Linked DNA regions of Homo sapiens: region 2 is linked to region 1. Evidence: chromatin loops called from intact Hi-C (ENCODE). Cell type or tissue: B cell. All regions are shown on one strand. Links, peaks and the distances in the headings refer to the core of each region. The heading gives the core; the rest is flanking DNA.

Region 1 (6,559 bases), core at 730-5,729:
GAAGATGAATTAATTATTTGATCCTCACCAGTCACAACATAATTATTTCAAAAACGTGTATTTATTTAATTGGGCTCCTTCCTGTCACACAGGGTTGAGCGTGGGGGGTCTACTCTCATGAATCTAAAGCACTTCTGGAGATTAATGGAAAATACACTGGGCCAAGGCAAGGTTACAACCTGAAATAAATAACTAAGCTTGTACATTCAGAGCAAAGGGTTTCCTAATTTAAAAAAAAACTTAGTTCCAGACTCTTTTGAACATCTGATGACACTATGGCCTCTTTTTATTTTTATTTTTATTTTTATTTTTTTTACAGAAATATGCACTTATACTCCCAAGTATTTAACTTCAGAGGCTCACAGACCCTAGAGAGATACAGTGGCTTCTCACTTGATACTGATGTTCCTAGAAATATCTAATGGCCAGATTTATAACAATAGACATTTGCCAAAAAAAAAAAAGTATAGCATAATTTAGAATCAATCAGAGAAAGCTTAGCATTTCTTAATCAAGGAGCAACTCTTTCCAAAAATGCTCATCAAGATACCATTTACGTCAACTTGTAAAATATAAATAATGTTGCATCACAGCAAAAAAAGTCTAGGGAAATGAGCAATTTTTTTATGACCCATAATGAAGACAATGTGTTGCTCTGGTTACAATAACCTCTGTGAGAAACAATTCTGTAAACCATGTGCTTTCTGCTGATTCCTTTCCATCTAATCATTACTTTCTCTAAAAATAGTGATTGATTATAGGCTCCGTGTCTTGCAAATTGGAAGAAAGGGTGAACTGATACGTGCTTGAGTTCATCACAGTTTTTTTGTTCTACAATCAAGTACCAGACTTTGGATTCCCTTTACCTTCTTTGACTGCAGATGTCCCAATGGTCTTAGTCATGACGAAACTGCCCCCAAACACCCGCATCTTATACAGACACACATGCACACACACATACACACACATATGTGTGCACACACACACACACCCTCTTCAGTTCTTTGAAGGGCTTAATGCATGCTTATATAAAGGTTTCTATCTATTTTGATGCCATCACCATTAACTCAATTCTACTTCTTGATTTGCCAGTGTGCCCTATCATTTTTCTCACTTGCTAGTTCTGTTCAGAGAATCTGTGTCAGCTTTACCTCCAATTCTCACTGTGATTTCTAGTAATCTGAACCACTTGAACCTGATTCCATTATATTGGGATTTTGTGTACTATAAATATTAGTCATAGGCCAGGTGCAGTGGCTCATGCCTGTAATCCCAGCACTTTGGAAGGCCAAGGCAGGAGGATTGCTTGATCCCAGGAGTTCAAGACCAGCTGGGGCAACATAGGGAGACCATGTATCTACAAAAAAAAAAATGTTTAAAAGTTAGCTGGGTGCAGTGACACATGCCTGTAGTTGCAGCTACTGAGGGCTGAGAAGGAAGGATTGGTTGAGCCCAGGAAGTCATGGCTGCAGTGAGCTGTGATTGTGCCACTCTACTCCAACCTGGGCAACAGAGTAAGACCCTGCCTCAAAAAATAAAATAAAGTAAAATAAAATAAAATAAAATAAGTCAAAATCGAGGTATCAGTGGGGGCTGCAGTTCTCCCCTGGCACTCAGGGTCCTCTTAGGAGCTTCTTGCTTACTTGCAGAACTCATTTCCCTCTCATGCTTTTTATGTGACTGGCTCCACCTTCAGACCCGCAATGGCAGGGAGAGCTCTCATGCTTCCCGTCTCTCTGACTTCATGTTCTGCCACATATCCCTGACACCAGCTTGAGAAAGTTCTCTGCTTTTAAGGGCTTATATGATTAAATTCGGCCAACCTGCATAACCCAAGATATTCCTTCCATCTTAGGTCTGTAGCCATTTACCATGCAGCATAATATGCTCATAGGCCTCAAGGATTAAGATGTGGACATCTTTCAGGAGCATTCTTCCTACCAGAGAAACCTACAGGTAAAATGGCATGGACATTCAGAGAGAGAGAGAGAGAGAGAGAGAGAGAAAGAGAAGGGTCAGTTTTAATTAGGAATGTGAAAGAGCTAGTCAATTAGAACTATGAGAGGTAGAACAATTTTAGCTGGGCTTCGAGTTACAGATCAAATTTTGGTTGGTGGAGATGAAGTTGGGGGATGCATTTCAGATGAAGGTGTTTAGAGAAATGATGAGAAGTCAAACTTGGGGTAGGAAGGAGGACAAAGTAGGTTGGAGTCAAGGAGTAGAAGACCTTAAATTATGGGTCAATAGTTTACTCGTACTAAACATATAAACTATACCTTAAGTAAAAATAAGTCTTAAAATTAAATATTAAACAGAAACATCCTTAATTGCTACCAGTGAATTCTGAGAAAAGTCAGTTTGCAATAGTTGGATACATTTAGCAGCAGGAAGGATAATGTTACTGGTATGATGTGGGTTGTGGGAAAGGTCTGAGAATTGATGAATCCAACTACCGAAGTGGTTCCTTTTACCAACTCCTATGTAAGGACTTCTGATTAAGATTTGATATTTTCTATGAGGTGATGCCTCAGATTTTACACTATTGTAAAAGCCTGTTTCCACCATAAATGCGGAAATGTGTTGCAGGTTATCTATTTCTTCTTTCATTCCTGAAAACCTGAAAATAATCAATTGTATTATGACTTGAAAGTCTAGAGATGAAAAAAAAATACAAAAGATATAATAGAAGGAAAATTCCTGTTTACAGTAGCAGCCGAAAAGATAAAAGGAAATGAACTTATGAAACATGCAAGATTTAGATGAAGAACACTTCAAAATGCTGTCAACAGACTAAAAAAAGAATCAAATTAATGGAAATATGTACTATTATGTTCTTAGATCAAGAAGACTAAATAGAAAGACATCAATTTTCCTATGTTAATTCAAAATTTAATATGTTATTATGTCAATAAAATATTGTTTTCTTTCATTTTTACTGGAAAAACTACATAAAAATTTGTATGAAAAAATAAATGAGAATATTCAAAAATAAAAATTCTAAAAAAGGAAAGCTGATAGATGGGACTAGCCCCATCAGATAGCAAATTACACCTAAGTGTTTCAATAGCTTAAACACTATAGTAGCAGTTCAAGACTAGACAGGGAATCCAATGGAACAGGACAGTGCAGAAATAGACCAAAACACATGCCATATTATAAAGAAGCCATCTTAGGTCAATGGAAAAAAATATGAATTAGTCACTAAATGGTACTGGGACAACTGGCTAGCTATCTAGAAAAAAAACTGTATCTATAGAATACAGAATTCCAATCTACAGAATAAACTCCAAGTGGATCAAAAATATCAATGTAAAAAGTGAAATCATAAAAACATTAGAAGAATAAATAAGAATATTCCTTTATGATCTTAGAAGCTCAGAAGCCATAAAACCAAAGGTATATATAATGATTTTAACAATTTTTTCATGGCTAAAAGCAACATAAGCTAAGTCAAAATATGGAGTTGTTTAGAGGAAATGATGAGAAGTCAAACTTGGGGTAGGAAGGAGCACAAAATAGGTTGGAATCAAGGAGTAGAAGACCTTAAATTATGGGTCAACAGTTCACTCGTACTAAACATATAAACTATACCAAACTATAAACTACACCAAAGCAATATTTGAAATAGCAAAAAAAAAAAAAAAAAAAAAAAAAAAAAGAAACACTTTAAATGTCATTTGTAGGGACCAGTTAGTTGATAAACCATGTTTGATTCATATAATGGAATGCTATGCTGCTATCAAAAAAAAAATGAGAGTTTCGTATGTATTGACATAGGAAGAACTCCTAGATATGTTATGGAGTGAAAACAGCAAAGTGTAAAATATTGTCTTAGTATGCCACCTTGTGTATAAAAAGGAGGACATTAAGAATACATATTTATAGTTGCTTGTATATGTCACGTGCGTCTGTGTGAAGAGACCATCAAACAGGCTTTCTGTGAGCAATAAAGCTTTCTAATCACCTGGGTGCAGGCGGGCTGAGTCTGAAAAGAGAGTCAGCAAAGGGAGATAGGGTTGGGGCCATTTTATAGGATTTGGGTGGGTAATGGAAAATTACAGTCAAAGAAGGTTTTTCTCTTTCAGGCAGGGGCGAGGGTCACAAGGTGATCAGTGGGGGAGCTTCTGAGCCAGAAGAAGGAATTTCACAAGAATAATCGCTCAGTTAAGTTGGGGCAAAAATAAATCACAATGGTGGAATGTCATGAGATAAGGCAGGAACTGGCAATTTTCACTTCTTTTATGATTCTTCACTTGCTTCAGGCCATCTGGATGTATATGTGCAGGTCACAGGGGATACGATGGCTGAGCTTGGGCTCAGAGGCCTGACATTCCTGTCTTCTTATATTAATAAGAAAAATAACATAAAATAGTATTGAAGTGTTGGGGCAGTGAAAATTTTTGGGGGGTGGTATAGAGAGAGAAAGGGTGATGTTTCTCAGGGTTGCTTCAAGCGGGATTAGGGGCGACATGGGAACCTAGAGTGGGAGAGATTAAGCTGAAGGAAGATTTTGTGGTAAGGGGTGATATTGTGGGGTTATTAGAAGGAGCATTTGTCATTTAGAATGATTGGTGATGGCCTGGATACAGTTTTGGATGAATTGAGAGACTAAATGAAAGACACAAGGTCTGAATAAGAGAAGGAGAAAAACAGGTATTAAAGGACTAAGAATTGAGAGGACCCAGGACACCCAATTAGAGAGTGCCCAAGGGGGTTCAGTGTAATTACTTGCTTGGTTGGCAAGTTTTTGGGCTCTATCCTTGAGTTTTTTTTATGTTGTCATATACCAGGCCAGACTGATTTAGGTAAAACAACACTTTTCATTTAAAAATCTACAGAGTCCCCTTTTTTTAGCAGTGAGTAAGTTGAGGCTTTGGCGATTTTGGAGGAAAGAGAAATGCAAAGCCAGCAATTGTTTTTTAAAGAAGGATTAGAAACAGCTAGGAGACAGTGAGTGAGATTGATAGTGTGGTGGAGACAGCTGGGGAGAGGTAGAGGGTGGCATAAGAATGGGAATGAGAATAAGAGTGAGTATAAAAGTAAAGAATAGGACTTCATTGGATGAAAGTATTGGAGTGTACCCTGTCAGCAAAGATCATCTATCCACTTTAAGAGTGGCAGTTTAGGAATAGCACCAGGCGATATTAGCTGTGATGGCTTGGAGAAACAGTGTAAACAGGCAGTGTAAACAAGAGCAGGACATTTATGAGTAGTTGAGAACAGTGAATAGGAGTATGACTAGACAGAAGACAGTAGGGATGACAAGTTTTTGGGGTGCAGTCCAAGTTGGGCTGGTGTCTGGAATGAGACTGGGGCCTAAAAAAGAGGAGTGTCCATACAGGAGCTCAAATGCGCTGTACCCTCGTAGCATCCTGAGGGCAGACCCAAGTTCTGAGAAGGGCAAGTGGTAAAAGTATTGTCCAGTCCTTTCTAAGTTGGAAACTGAACTTGGTGAGGTGTGTTTTTAAAAGACCATTAGTCCATTTTACCTTTCCTGAAGACTGAGGACCGTAAGGGGTCTGAAGGTTCCACTGAATACCAAGAGCCTGAAAAACTGCTTGGGTGATTTGACTAGTAAAGGCCTGTCCGTTATTGGACTGTATAGAGGTGGGAAGGCCAAACTGAGGAATTATTTCTGACAGAAGGGAAGAAATGACCGTGGTGGCCTTCTCAGACCCTGTGGGAAAGGCCTCTACCCATCCAGTGAAAGTTTCTACCCAGACCAAGAGGCATTTTAGTTTCCTGACTCAGGGCATGTGAGTAAAATTAATTTGCCAGTCCTAGGCAGGGGCAAATCCCTGAGCTTGATGTATAGGGAAGGGAGGGGGCCTGAACAATCCCCGAGGAGGAGTAGAATAGCAGATGGAACACTGAGAAGTGATTTCCTTGAGGATAGATTTCCACGATGGAAAGGAAATGAGAGGTTCTAAGAGATGGGCTAGTGGCTTGTAACCTACATGGAAGAGGCTATGAAATGACAACAGAATAGAATGGGCCTGTGAGGCTGGAAGGAGATATTTTCCTTGGTCTAAGAACTATTTGCCTTGTATGGGAAGAGATTGATAGGTGGAAGTTTCAGTGGGGGAGTAGGTGGGAGTGACTGATGAGAAGGAGAAAAACTGGTCGTGAGGGACAGAAGTTGGAAAGCTAGCTGCTTCTTTAGCTACCTTATCAGCATAAGTATTGCCCTGAGCAATGGGATCTGATGCCTTTTGATGGCTCTTCCAGTGAATGACTCCAACTTCCTTTGGAAGTAAAGCAGCCTTGAGAAGAGTTTTTATTAAAGAGGCATTGATGATGGAGGACCCTTGCATAGTGAGGAAACCTCTTTCTGCCTATATAACAGCATGGTGGTGCAGGATATGGAAGGCATATTTAGGGTCAGTATAAATATTGATGTGTAGTCCTTTTGCAAGAGTGAGGGCTCAAGTTAAGGCAATGAGTTCGGCTTGTTGAGAGGTAGTGGAGGGGTCAGAAAGTATATGTGTCAGATGTGAGGAAGAAAATAGATTTTGGAAGTTATGAGAACTGTAGAGAGTGAGTTGAGCATAGTTTGTGA
Region 2 (6,559 bases), core at 1,028-6,027, 99 kb before region 1:
CTAAATACCTCTAATAGGATCTCCTCCCGCTTTTAGTAACAGCTTTATTGAGGTGTAATTCACATACTATGCAATTCATCTGTTTGAAGTGTACAGTTCAGTGGTGTTTAGCATATACATACAGTTACAGGTGTGCAACTAACACCATAATCAATTTTGGAATACTTTCATAACCCCAAAATGAAACCCTATACCCATTAGCAGTCACTTTCCATTTTCCCCTCACTCCTTAAGCCCTAGGCAACCTCTAATTTACTTTCTGTCACTACATGATACGATTCTTTTAACTTCTGTTTTTAATGAAAGAAAATCTGTATCTCACGGTGGGGGTCTACAGTGTTAGTGCTGGGGTCAAGCACATAGAGTCAGAGTTAAAGAGGGTTTTAGTGAGCTCAGTAAGCGCTTAGCATCTCAGGAGACAGACCCAGATTTAAGTCCTGGCTCTGCACTAGCTAGCTGTGTGTTTTCAGATGATTTACTCTCAATCTATTTTCTCAACTACAAAGTGGGAATAATAATAATTCATGCTTCATGGGCTTGTTTTGAAGATTAAATAAGAATGCATGTAAAGCACTTAGTATCATTCCTAGACTATTATAAGTGCTCATTACATGTTAATTAATGTTACCATATTTATTACTGTCATTCACAAAGCTCTCTGCAGAATACATTCCACAATATTGAATAACTTGCCTGCCACAGCTTGGCAGTTCTACTTTACTTCTTCTAAGGTAACTGGAATTGTAACTTAACAGGTCAATCACAAGAATGGCTTCAGAGGCAAAGGATGCCAGACCACAGTGGGTGATGGAGTGAATGAGCACTGAAGGCAGTGAGTGCAGGCTCCTCTTTCAAGAAACTGGGCTGTGACTTCATGGAGAAGGTCTCTGTAGGACACAGAGAGTTTGCAGATGTTTGTAGACTACCAGGGAAGGAACCAATAAAAGGAATGAAATTGGAGATACCATAGATAAGGACAAGTAAAGGGACAAGACCATACTGTAATGGATATATTATATGAATAACTGCGCAGGCATTTCTCAAAGACACAGCAAAGAAAATAAAAAAAAAAAACAGTGTCTTATCTTGGGTTCCTCTGAAAGCAGAGCCTGAGATGAAGGCTGGATTCCATGTAGTTTATTTGGGAATGTGATCCCAGAAAGCAGAAGTACAGGATAGCAGGAGAGAAACAGGAAGGAAGGAAAGTTTATACAAGGTGTTGGCCTCATCTGTAGGTAATTGGTGCTTAATACCACTGGACCTTCTGAGAACCTCATAAAACCCACTTCAGAACTGCCTATCTACTGGCACAAGGGGAGACATTTGTCTTTTGTCTCCTTTTCCACTAGGTCAAAGATGGTCTATTGGATTAAATCCTTTGTATTTCTAGCATGAGAAACTGTGAGTGCCAAGCCGGTTCCCGAGGGTATCCCATGCTGTGGCTTCTACAGAGCCACAAGACTGAAAGCAAAAGGTACAGGGCTCTGGCCCAAGTGGAAGGCTGTGCAAGTGTACCTGGGTAAAGCCTACTGAAGCCTTCAGTAGGATCGTCACCAAGTGGTGGTTGGGTTGAGAGGTAGGCCCCAGAAGATTTTACAGTGGTGGACAACAGATACTCCACAGGAAGAGCTAACATTATTGCACATTGATTAAACACCGGGCACTGTTCTGAACACTTGACATTAATTCACTTAATCCTCACAGCTACTTTGCATTGCAAATGAGAAAATTGAGGCACAAAAGCTGGAGAACGCTGCTTGAGGTCACATAGCTGTTGAGTGTCAAAGCCAGGAATCAGGTTCCGGCACACAAGCTCCTAACGACTGCACCGCACAGCCTCTGAGAATGGGGCTGGCTGAAGCAGGGGCAGCAGTGTTTGTGTTGTGTCCATGTTGGTGGGGACCCCACTCATTCACATTTGACCTCCGGCCCCCTCCCCTCAGCATTCCATAAATGCCCTCTACTAAGCTCTAGGTGGAATTAATTCCTATCTAGACCTTCCAAGGTCATATTTAACTTAACTCCACTCACTTTATTCCCCAAAGTAAAACAAAACCCAACTTGCTGACTGCAAGTGAACTTGGAGCCTCCCCTCCTTTTTTTTTTTTTTTTTTTGAGAAGGAGTCTCACACTGTTGCCCGGGCTGGAGTGCAGTGGCGCAACCTCGGCTCACTGCAGCCTCTGCCTCCCCGGTTCAAGTGATTCTTCTGCCTCAGCCTCCCAAGTAGTTGGAATGACAGGCGCCTGCCACCATGCCCAGCTAATTTTTTGTATTTTTAGTAGAGATGGGGTTTCACTATGTTGGCCAGGCTGGTCTCAAACTCCTGACTTCGTGATCTGCCTGCCTCAGCCTCCCAAAGTGCTGGGATTACAGGAGTGAGCCACCGTGCCCAGCTGGAGCCTCCTTTGAGCTGCTTGGTCTCTTGCTCATTTATTCTTCACTAAAATTCAATTGAAATCATTTGGTGATCACCACTAAGAGTCACTTCCAAAGTATGTGTTGTTAAAAGAAAAACTTCAGCCAAATTACATTTAAAGGAGTTTAATTGAGCAATGATTGATTTGTGAATCGGGCAGCCCCCAGAATCACAGCAGATTCAGAGAGACTCCAGGGATGCCTCGTGGTCAGAACAAATTTACAGACAAGAAAAACGGAAGTGACGAACAGAAATTGGAGGTGAGGTACAGAAACAGCTGGATTGGTTACAGCTTAGGATTTGCCTTATTTGATCACAGTTTGAACACTCAGCAGTGTATGAGTGGTTGAAGTACGGCTGCTGGGATTGGCCAAGACTCAGCAATTGTTAGAGGAGCATACTGATAAGTTAGAGTTTCAATCTTGTCTATCTATTAAGTTAGGTTGCAGTTTGTCCACAAGGACTCAAACATAGAAGTACGGAGGCCATGTTTAGTTTGTTTTAACAGTGTAATAAAATTGACTTAAACTACAAAAGAACTGAAATATTCAACTGCACCTAGGACAAAAATTTTTTTTAAAAAATGTAACCATAGCTACATTTGACTGTCGAGCGCTTTGCAAGTGGTCAAACTGAGGTGTGCTATAAGTGTAAGATACATTGCAAATTTGAAAGATTTAGTACAGAAAAAAAGTAAACTACCTCATTAGTATTTCTTATATTGGCTACATATTCATATGACAACCATTTTGGATATATTGGGTTAAATAAAATGTGTTATTAAAATTAATGTCACTGATTTCTTTTTACTTTTTAAAATGTGGCTACTAGAAAGTTTAAAATTGTATATGTGACTCATAGTATATGTCTATTGGACATAATTTGACCTTTTCCAGCCTCATTCTTACTTTCCCAGTCACTACACTTCAGTTACCAACTTTACTCTTCCTAAAACAGCCCCAACGTGTTCCTAACACAGGGCCTTTGCAGTTGCTCTTCCTCTGCCAGGAATGTCCTTTCTCAGGATTATTTATTCCTTTCCTTCTTGATCTCTTCAGAGGAACATCCCCTATCCAATCTATGTAGACAGTGTCTCTATCTTTCTTGTGCTTTATTTTTCTTTGGAGCAGTTAAATTGGGGACGGGTGGAGTGGTGCACATTTGTCATCAGAGGCTGAGGCTGGAGGATTGCTTGAGCCCAGGGGTTCGAGGCTGCAGTGAGCTAAGGTTTAAACAAACTAACAAAAAACAAACTGGTATCATGTCCTCTGTCTCTGTCAATGCCCTCTTTATATTATAGTGGAAATAAATGAAGAGATGAATGGAGTAGATTTTTGTGTTTTCCTGTAACCAACCTTTTGGGTAATGAATGAATAACCAATTAGAAAAAAAAAAAAAAAGTCCACTTTGATGGACTGTTTCATCTCTTGGCCTTGGAATTTCAAAACCTGCCTTAGCACCTCCACATTGGGACTGCATCTGGCAGCTAAGTTGAGGATTCGCTTGCAGCTTAAGGATCCTTTCAAGGGCCTTCTCCCTAGGAAGGGATGTTGACTTGTCTAGCCTTCCTGGGAGCTGGGACTCCAATTGTCTCATGCACAGATGCTGAAGTCAGTTCTGTTTGTGGCTTCTGTTTTTATTGACAGTAGAGGGCAGCAGAGTCCTTTCCACAGGAGCATTTGAGCCGAGAAGACCAACTAAGACTTTGGGCTGTGCACAGTTAAAGTCAAGCTCCTTTCAGAGAGAAATAGCTAACGAGACCCGTAATGTCTAGGGTAAGAACTATAGCAATGGCATATTTTCTTCTATCTCTAATTATATAGATGGTTCAAACTTCTGATGCAATCTCCTTATTAAATATTTATTTTATCTGAGTTTTTATTTTCTTGCCTCCGTTTTGTTTGTAGTTTAAGGGTTGGCTAGGGGGTGTAGGACTGGAGAAAGTTGATATTAGTGGATTCATTTACATTCATTTGGTTTACATCTCATCCTGGATTTTCAGGAATGAAAACTGGCTTCTTGTGGCATACAATTTCTGTATTTATCTGCAAAGATTACTCTGGAGGGCAGACAGTGTTGGCTCTAACTTTATGCATGACCCAGAAATAAGCATCTCCATTAACCCATTATCATTATAGCACTGAGAGTTTTCAACAAAACATATGCATGAGAATTGATTAATAATCCCTAAGAGTGATGTGGATAATAAAAAGCTTATAGGTCCCTCAGCTATGACAGACAGTCGTGCAGATATGCTTCCTAAGAACACAAGGAAAAAAGGTATGATTCTCCAAAAAAGTATTTTTAAAATCCAGTAGGTAGTGAGAGTGCTTCTAAGAAATTATACAAAGTGCCTTGATCAGTTAGTAACTTTAGAATGAGCTCTTAGCTAGAAAATTCAGGAAATCAGCAGCATAAGGGTGTTTTACATACTTCATTAAAAAAAATTTCCAATATATTTACCAAAAAAGAAATCATGATTATTTCCTCATCTCCATATTTCACGGACAATAGAATGGTTTAGGTTAAAACAACAACAACAGCTGACCTTGGCATGTTGGTCAAGTTAGCTAGCAGCTAGTGACTCAAAGTTTCCCCTATTAGCTGTACTGTCTCAGTAACAGAGTTTTGAATTGCAACTTAATTTCTCCTAATATTGTGTCCTACAGTTTTGATACCTAATAGTTGCATGGATATCTGCTATCATTCTTTGGTTGCTTTAGTTGTGAGGACTGTTACATTCTCTAAAAATTCTGTTTTAGCCTCCAAATGCTTAGAGCCAGAGGAGTGGGATGAATTTGCTAACCCATAATCACAGTTAGTATATTGATAGCCACTGGAAGATTTTGTTGCTGTTTATGGCCACACAAATCAGTCTCAGGCTGGATTGTTTGGGCTTTGTTTGAATTTGCTACTTAACTTTGAACTCTAGGTTTTGAAAATTTCCACTCAGTTGCAGGCATATAACCTTAGGAAATTGGATTCTCAAGAGATAGCTGAAGATAGTGTTGAGCATGCCGTTTAGATACAAAATAGGACTAAAGAGCCTCATCCTGCTGAAATTATTTACCATTGGAGCCTCTGAATATAAATGTACTCCTAAAGGCAGTGAAGCTTCAGGAAGCCATATGAAGGTGAATAAGAAAAGATTTCTATTATTATACATATGGGACGCTGAGAAAGAGATGAGAAAAGAACCACAAGGAAAACATAAAATGGATGTAAGATCGACATTGCATTTTGAATATATGAAGATATTGTCAGAGGAAAATTCTATTTTCACGTACGATAATTCTATGCAACACACATAAACCAACAAATTCTTATTCAAAAGCCTAATCCAGGTTTAAGAAGTGGGAAAACAATCTTTGCATTTTGAATCTGTCCTTGTAGTGAGAAAGAGCTGAATTATGATTTGAACTCTTACTGATAGATAGGAACTCAGAAACTGCACAGAACATTTGAAGTATGTATTTGATAAAAATTCAGTGAGCCCTCTTTTGTGCCAAGTACGGTACTAGATACTATCGATACGGACAGAGTTTAGGACATGCCATTCCAAAATATGGCCTCTTGATGTTTCAGAAAAAAGCAGAAGCAGGAAGTTCTCTTTGACCTCCTCCCAAAGTTCTCCTCTGAAGCAGGTCGTAAAAGAATTATCTGATCTTTCTTTAAAGTAGGTCATAAGACCCTCATTCCAGAGACATCTTTCCTGTATCTGGAGGAAGGAATGAAGACATAGAGATGCCAAGAAGAATCTGAACAAATAGGCCTTACAAGTTGCCCCCAGTTAATTCCGATTAGATCATACCTTTGTCCAATCATACTTCTGTATGGCTGTCTACTCTTCATTAAACCTAAGTATAAAAATACACAAGTTTTCCTGTTTCTTTGGTTCTTCATTTCTGAAAACTCTCACGTCATATAAAACTTGCTCATATGTATTTTTTTTTTTTTTTGTAGAAGTCTCAGCCATGAACCTAGCAGTGAAGGAGGAAAACATCTTATGTCTTGTTCTCTACAACACAAAGATGAACATAAAGAAGAAACACAGACTCTGGCCTGGAGAAGTTCAGTGTCTGGTGGGGGAGACTGGATAAATAATTTAAAACATTTATTTAACAAATAATTACAGTGCAATA

The links. Hi-C counts contacts between places; a loop is a spot of excess contacts. Peaks named below come from ENCODE experiments on the same cell type or tissue, not always from the same donor. Only the 100,000 strongest peaks of a DNase experiment are listed, where the experiment ranks them.
Region 2: it touches region 1 in a loop (21-fold over the local background); 10 of 110 quality-filtered maps call a loop at or near these places.

The regions. Positions count from the first base shown.
Region 1 is chr3:67,033,966-67,040,524 of GRCh38, forward strand. No RefSeq gene overlaps it. Among named protein-coding and RNA genes, the nearest start is that of KBTBD8, 39 kb to the left of the region's middle. In B cell, for the core only: no CTCF peak of the experiment used is centred there; a DNase peak (open chromatin) is centred at 3,846.
Region 2 is chr3:66,934,486-66,941,044 of GRCh38, forward strand. All of the region lies in intron 1 of LOC105377144 (a long non-coding RNA gene), which reads right to left. Among named protein-coding and RNA genes, the nearest start is that of KBTBD8, 61 kb to the right of the region's middle. In B cell, for the core only: CTCF peaks have their summits at 4,070 (motif pointing right) and 4,276; a DNase peak (open chromatin) is centred at 4,066; H3K27me3 peaks cover 351 bases.